Linked DNA regions of Homo sapiens: region 2 is linked to region 1. A link is a loop called in an ENCODE intact Hi-C map of the cell type or tissue named here. Cell type or tissue: ascending aorta. All regions are shown on one strand. Links, peaks and the distances in the headings refer to the core of each region. The heading gives the core; the rest is flanking DNA.

Evidence for each region. A loop is a pair of places that touch in the nucleus more often than their neighbours do. Peaks named below come from ENCODE experiments on the same cell type or tissue, not always from the same donor. Only the 100,000 strongest peaks of a DNase experiment are listed, where the experiment ranks them.
Region 2: a loop joins it to region 1, with 4 times the contacts of the local background. A loop is called at or near these places in 1 of 110 quality-filtered maps.

The regions. Positions count from the first base shown.
Region 1 is chr5:168,711,143-168,714,056 of GRCh38, forward strand. SLIT3 (slit guidance ligand 3) reads right to left here. Exons shown (of 36, transcript NM_003062.4): 24 at 1,141-1,212. SLIT3-AS2 (SLIT3 antisense RNA 2) reads left to right here. Exons shown (of 7, transcript NR_130737.1): 4 at 1,143-1,238; 5 at 1,538-1,629. Among named protein-coding and RNA genes, the nearest start is that of SLIT3-AS2, 5.7 kb to the left of the region's middle. RefSeq lists an enhancer at 970-2,169. In ascending aorta, for the core only: no CTCF peak of the experiment used is centred there; DNase peaks (open chromatin) are centred at 1,409 and 1,629; H3K27ac peaks cover 1,731 bases.
Region 2 is chr5:168,764,139-168,767,052 of GRCh38, forward strand. All of the region lies in intron 14 of SLIT3 (slit guidance ligand 3), which reads right to left. Among named protein-coding and RNA genes, the nearest start is that of MIR218-2, 2.7 kb to the right of the region's middle. In ascending aorta, for the core only: no CTCF peak of the experiment used is centred there; DNase peaks (open chromatin) are centred at 1,693 and 2,478; H3K4me3 peaks cover 901 bases; H3K27ac peaks cover 1,577 bases.

The DNA.
Region 1 (2,914 bases), core at 320-2,819:
CAGACTTTGGCTAGACTGGAGGTATCCAATATGGGGCCAGCGGAGTAGTCGTCTCCACTGTGGCAAAGTTAATATCTCCAGAGTGTACTTCCAATCCTGTGGAAGTTTCAACTCCCATCCCAGCCCCTTCCACTTCTGAGGCGTGGCTCTCACCTACGCAAGTAAGACTCACTCTTCAACTCAACCCCATCCTAGCTCCTTTAGGGAGCTTCCTGGATCACTGGCCATCTGATTATCTGGTTCCCTTGCCCTGTTGAAGGGTCCACTGGAGGATATACTCTGCAGAGAAGGTTCTGAAACCCAGCAACCTAGGGAGCAGCTTCAAACCACTTGGCTAGACTTTCATCCCAGTTGTGACTGGGACGAAAATACTAGAAATTCTGTTTTTTTTTTTAAATTATATCCTTTAACAATTCTACTTTTGAAAGTTTTAGAATATGCATACGTAGTATATCCGTATTATAGTGTATGCACACATTATGAAAATAATTAAATATGCATATAGAAGGAATACAAACTCGAAAATGTTCACTGACAGAGGTGTATAAAAAAATGTAGAGATTCCTGATCTGTGGAAGAGAGGTCTGGCCTGGGAGTGAGGGAATCTAGATTCTAGTCCAACATCTCACTGACCTGATAGTCAAACTTTAGCTAGTCACCTAATATTTATGGGCCTCAGTTTTTCCTGTGTAAAATAAGAAGGGAATACCTGTTGCAGAGTGCAAAGTGGTTAAGAATATGTGCTTTGGAGTCAAGGCAAACCTAGATCTGATCCTGGGCCCTGCCATCTGCTAGCTGTGCCATGCTTAGACACAATGTTATTATATATAATAAAAGGATAAAAATGCCTTACAGTTGTAAGAAATAAATAGAAAACTTATCTAAAGTGTTTACCCCATAGTACATGTTTTCTATTAGTTCTTATTAAATATTTACAGTGTTTACATAATTGAGGATTCCTTTGAAGGCTTCTGAGGTGGGAAACAAGACAATATGCATAGTGTGGATACATAGTTGTATAATATACTGTATGCATAAGGAAAGGACATCTGCCAAAATGCTGACAGTGATGACATTGTCGCTGACACTTTCATGCTTTCATGTTTTGAATGTTCATTGGGGAGAAACACTGCTACTTACAGATGGGAAAGAGATGTGAGGTCGTTGAAGGAGCCTTCAGGAACGCTGGAAATGTCATTGCCATGGAGGGTTCTGAAGCAGAGGGCACAGGTCGGAAGGTTAGCATCCACTAATTTGAATTTAGCATATTCTCAGGGCCTCCAGTGCCTGGCCCTGCCACCCTTCAGTTTTGCTCAGAGCCCCACTGCTCCTAGCAGTAGCTGCTGCCCCCTTTGCTCTGGGTGCATGAATGTTCTATGCCCAGCTCAGCAGCAAGGATGGAGGGAGTAGAGGGTTTGCGGAAGAAGGGGGTGGACTTTTCAATCTGATAGACCTGAGGCGAAATCAGAAACCAGTCTCTCTTAGCCGTGGAATGCTGGATAAGTTACGTCACTTTTCTGGGCCTTCATTTTTGCAGCTGAGAAAGGAAGAGACCCAAGGGAGTTACTGGAGTTTCAGAGATCATATGAAGAGCTGTGCTTAAGACCGGAAGTTCTGGAGCCAGGCTGTGTGAGTCAAACCTGACTTTGTCGCTTACCAGCTGTGTGACTAAGGGCAAAGCAATTTACCCTCTCTGTGCTTCAGCCTCTATTGTAAAACAGGTATGAGAATAAAAAGGCTTGCCACGGAAAGTTGTCATGGGTGTGTTAATCCACGTAGAGAGAGCCAGCATTTTCTAAGTGCTAAATGACTAATCAATATTAATATTTGTGAAAGAGTCTTGAAGGGTATCTGTATCAAGGAGGTCAGTAAATTAGTTTCCTTCGTATTTACCTAAAGAGATCTTAGGCACGTTGAGAAATGCTACCAATCCCAGCTTTGGTGACAGAGGGAGGGGGTCCTCAGCTCCCGAGGAGAGTCTCTGGAGCCGAACACTCATTGTTATGGAAACGGCTTTGGCATCAGCCACACACATACACGAGTCTGGCACTTGTGTGCACCTGAGTGCATCTTCCCACAGCACGTTGGAGGGGCCGGGCACCCCACTTGGTATTAATCATGCCTCTCTCCACCCTGTGGTGTAGGCAGCTAGGAGCTATTCTCACTTACACAGTGGTGCCATATACTAAGCCTTCCACAAATGCCTGGAGGATAGGTGCATGAAAAACCTCAATGAACACTGCTCCGTGCTCAAGTAGCAACACGAGCAAATCCACAACGCATGGATTATATTCTCCATTAAAGGATTAATCATCAACTGCATAAAAAAATCTGCAAATTAATAGAAACTCAAAGGCTTCTTTAGTGACTGATGGGCACCATCACCTGTGTTGGCAATAATCACCCTTCAGGGTAAGGACTAACAACTTTATTGCAGGCAGTGAGTCCTAGTAGAACAAAGAGACGATTAGTGTTGACAGTGGAAGTACAGATGGAATAATAACGAATGAATTTGCTCTTCTTCTCCCTTCAACTGAAGTTAGCTTGCCCTTGGTCTTCAGCTGACAGAGACATGAGCCTAATTACTCTTGATAGAGAACAGTGGCTCTCACACTGAGTGAGCTTTGGAAGCTAGTGAATATGCAGATTCCTGAGCCCCACTTCCAAAGATTCTGATTCAGTGGGTCTGAGGTGAGGCCTGAGATTCTGCATTTCTGACAAACTCTGAGGTGATGCTGACGCCAGTAGCAAGGGTTTAGAAAGGTTTCTCCTATTGCTTTAAGGCAAGGCCCTTATTTCTCTCCTCTTCCCATATAATCTGCTCTTCTCTTTCTCCTCTTAGTTACCCTCCATTGATATCCTCATCACCATCAGCTCCTTCTCCTCCCACCTCACAGTTCTCTGGTGAAATTCT
Region 2 (2,914 bases), core at 191-2,690, 53 kb after region 1:
AGCCTCAGGAGTGGTATGCATGCTTGTGACTCTAGCAACTGCTTTTTTTCTACAACCTGGCAGAACATTTGGCAGCTCAGAGGCTGTGAAAATATGAATGTAGCTAGCAGTAACAGTGGCCATTTACTGAACATATACTGAGCCGGGCACTATTCTTTCCATTTCAAATGAATGATCTCATTTAATCCTTGCAACACTCTGAGGTTAGGATAACTCTATTTTATAGACGAGGAAACTGAGGCCCACAGGTCACTCAGTCTGCGCAGGCTGCTGTCTGGTTCCATGTGGTTAACATGTTTTGCTGCAGACTTGCTTCTCCCCAAAGGTTTTCCCAGGTCCCTGTAGGAATGATCATCTAGCCAGATTTGGTGCAGGTGGATTGAATGGGGTATTTTTCCATAGTGGGCTATGGTGGTGAAGGACGCAGATCTCTCCCACCCTCTTAGTTTTGCATGCCTTCTGTGATTTCCTTGTGGTAATTCCTGATCGAGAATGAACTTGGTGGGTCTCTAATTCTGATGTGACACTACCTACCTAAGACAGGGAGTCAGAAGCCTGGTCCTGTCCTCCTTTCCTTCTCTGCTCTCTCTCCATTTCCGCTCCTCCATCTCCCCTTCTACCGCTAGGCTTGTGTGAGCAAACTCCGTGCACGTATCCCCACAGTTATTCGAGTGGCTTCCTGGTTCATTGTATTATGCAAATCTCCTGCCCTTGGCTTGCCAGCTTCGTCCCTTTTGGTAACTCTGACCTGCACCATTTTCTTCCAGACCCATCAGCGTGCCGAGTCCTGGGCGAATTTCATTTTGCAAACCCTGTCAGATGACTACCTTCTCTTGTTCTCCGCACCAGTGGATCCACAGAGTGATGGCACGAAGGGGCATTGCACACACATACAGAGATTTTTCCTTCACAATGTGTCTATAATGGGATCCTTGCAAAGCGAAGGAACCCTGACTGCTGATCAAAGGCAGAAAGACAGGAGGAAGAACAGTTTGCTCTTCAAGGCGATGAGCCTGAAGGCGTGCACCGGCTGGGCTGTGGCTGGGGACAGCCGCCTATTAAATGCATTTTCATTTTAATCAAGGTGAGAGCAGCCTGTAGTTAGCAGGAATCGCTCTCAGTAGTATAGTTAGATTATAACTGGTGGACCTCTGCAATGGAGCCGCTGACCCATTTTAATGAAATGATTTTGCAATTAGATTCGATGGACTAATGTGTTCTTTCCAGCATTTTTCCCCCTGCTGTTTTTGTTATTGCCCTGGTTTGTAATAACAAGGGGGTCGGAATGTGATATTTTATACGAGTGGGAGCCAGAAATGTTAATAACGGCGTATGTACATAACCGAAAAAGTTCGTTCCCCAGTCAGAGCCAGCCCGAAATGCCATCTCCATCACTTCATATTTCATTACCGAAACTACTCAGGGTTTCTCAGAGCCATTTGTTATGCCTAATGCTCATAACTACCCCAAAGTATTTTTAACTTTTCCAGAGCTTTAAAAGTCAATTTCAATCTCAGTGCATATTTGTCACTGCCAGAAATACTTAGTAATAGAGGACCGACTGCAATAGGCTGTTGCTTCTTCTCTTTGGGGTGAGTTCAGACAGAAGAGATCCCAGAGGATTTGAAGAAGGGCCATAAAACTCAACCTCGGCTGAAACCAGCCTTGGAAGAGCTGATGTCATCTGGCATCTTGCCTGCTCCTGCCCCTGGAGCCCTCCTCCCCTTTCGCGGGCAGCTCAGAACAACGACACTTGGTACGTGATCACAGACAAGCTTTAATAGACGGGGGGGTGGGGGTAGGAGGTGGAAATTACAGCAACACAATTTTATTATACATCCCTGTCCTACAGCCACTTCCCAGGAGGAACACTTGTCACATTTGGATGACCAGGGGTGTGGGACAGGTAGGGAGCCAAGCTCCCATGTTTGAATGGACTTGGCTGGGTTGGGATCAGAGGCCAGCACCAGGTCCAGGATGGCTGCTGCCATCAACGGTATGCATTTTGTATCATCCTTTGGGCAGCCAGTTTGCTGACTGGGAGTCATAAATTCATTGTTATCTGATCATCATGGACTTGCTAACTCATGTTTCCAGAGCTCTCCTCCCCTATTCCCAATATCCCTAAGATGAGTGGAATAAAAGAAAGGAGGAAAGAAGCAGAAAGAGGAATTGGGGGGAGCGTAAGTCCTGTCAGGCCTCATCAGCTTGAAAAGACAGTGATGTGAATAAGCAAAGGGTCATAAGTGATGAATGACTAAGGAGAACACTGCCAGGCACACAGACATCCACTCATGGGCAAGGCTGGGGGACCAGCTGCCAGTGGCTGGAAGATGCCAACTGTTTTACTAGGAGTTTGGTCACCAGTTGGGCAGGGAGCCGTCCTAGTAAGCTATCCCCTTTGGAGTCTATTATGAGTGCAGCCATCTGCCTGAAAACAGAGGGAAATACCCATGGTCTGAGGCTGGCACTGCCTCATCACAGCCTGTGGCTGCGGGGCCAGTAAAGCACTGATGGAAGGGCACCATTATGGACCCACTCCCAGAGGCCTGGTCCCTGCCATGTTAGGGGCAGTGCCGAGGGCCTCAGAATGCCCCTCTCTGTAAGGTGGGAAAGGGAACTTCTCCAGGCTCGAGGATTTGCTCTGTGTTAAATGGGATCTTTGTATGTCCATGCTGGAGAGGAACAGCCATTTGAATAATGCTTTCTCTCTTACTCAAGTTCTTTCTACTAACAGATGAAAGTCTGAAAGGGAGAGTTTAAGCAAATTTCAAGTCCCTATCAAATCACAGTTTTTAAATGTTCTAATTCAAGGCAATGGGGTTGTCCACAGCTGGGAAGGTGGGTATTACAGCAGTACAGTGCAGCCATTCTGGAATCAGATGACCCTGGGTAAGTTAGCTAACCTCTCTGA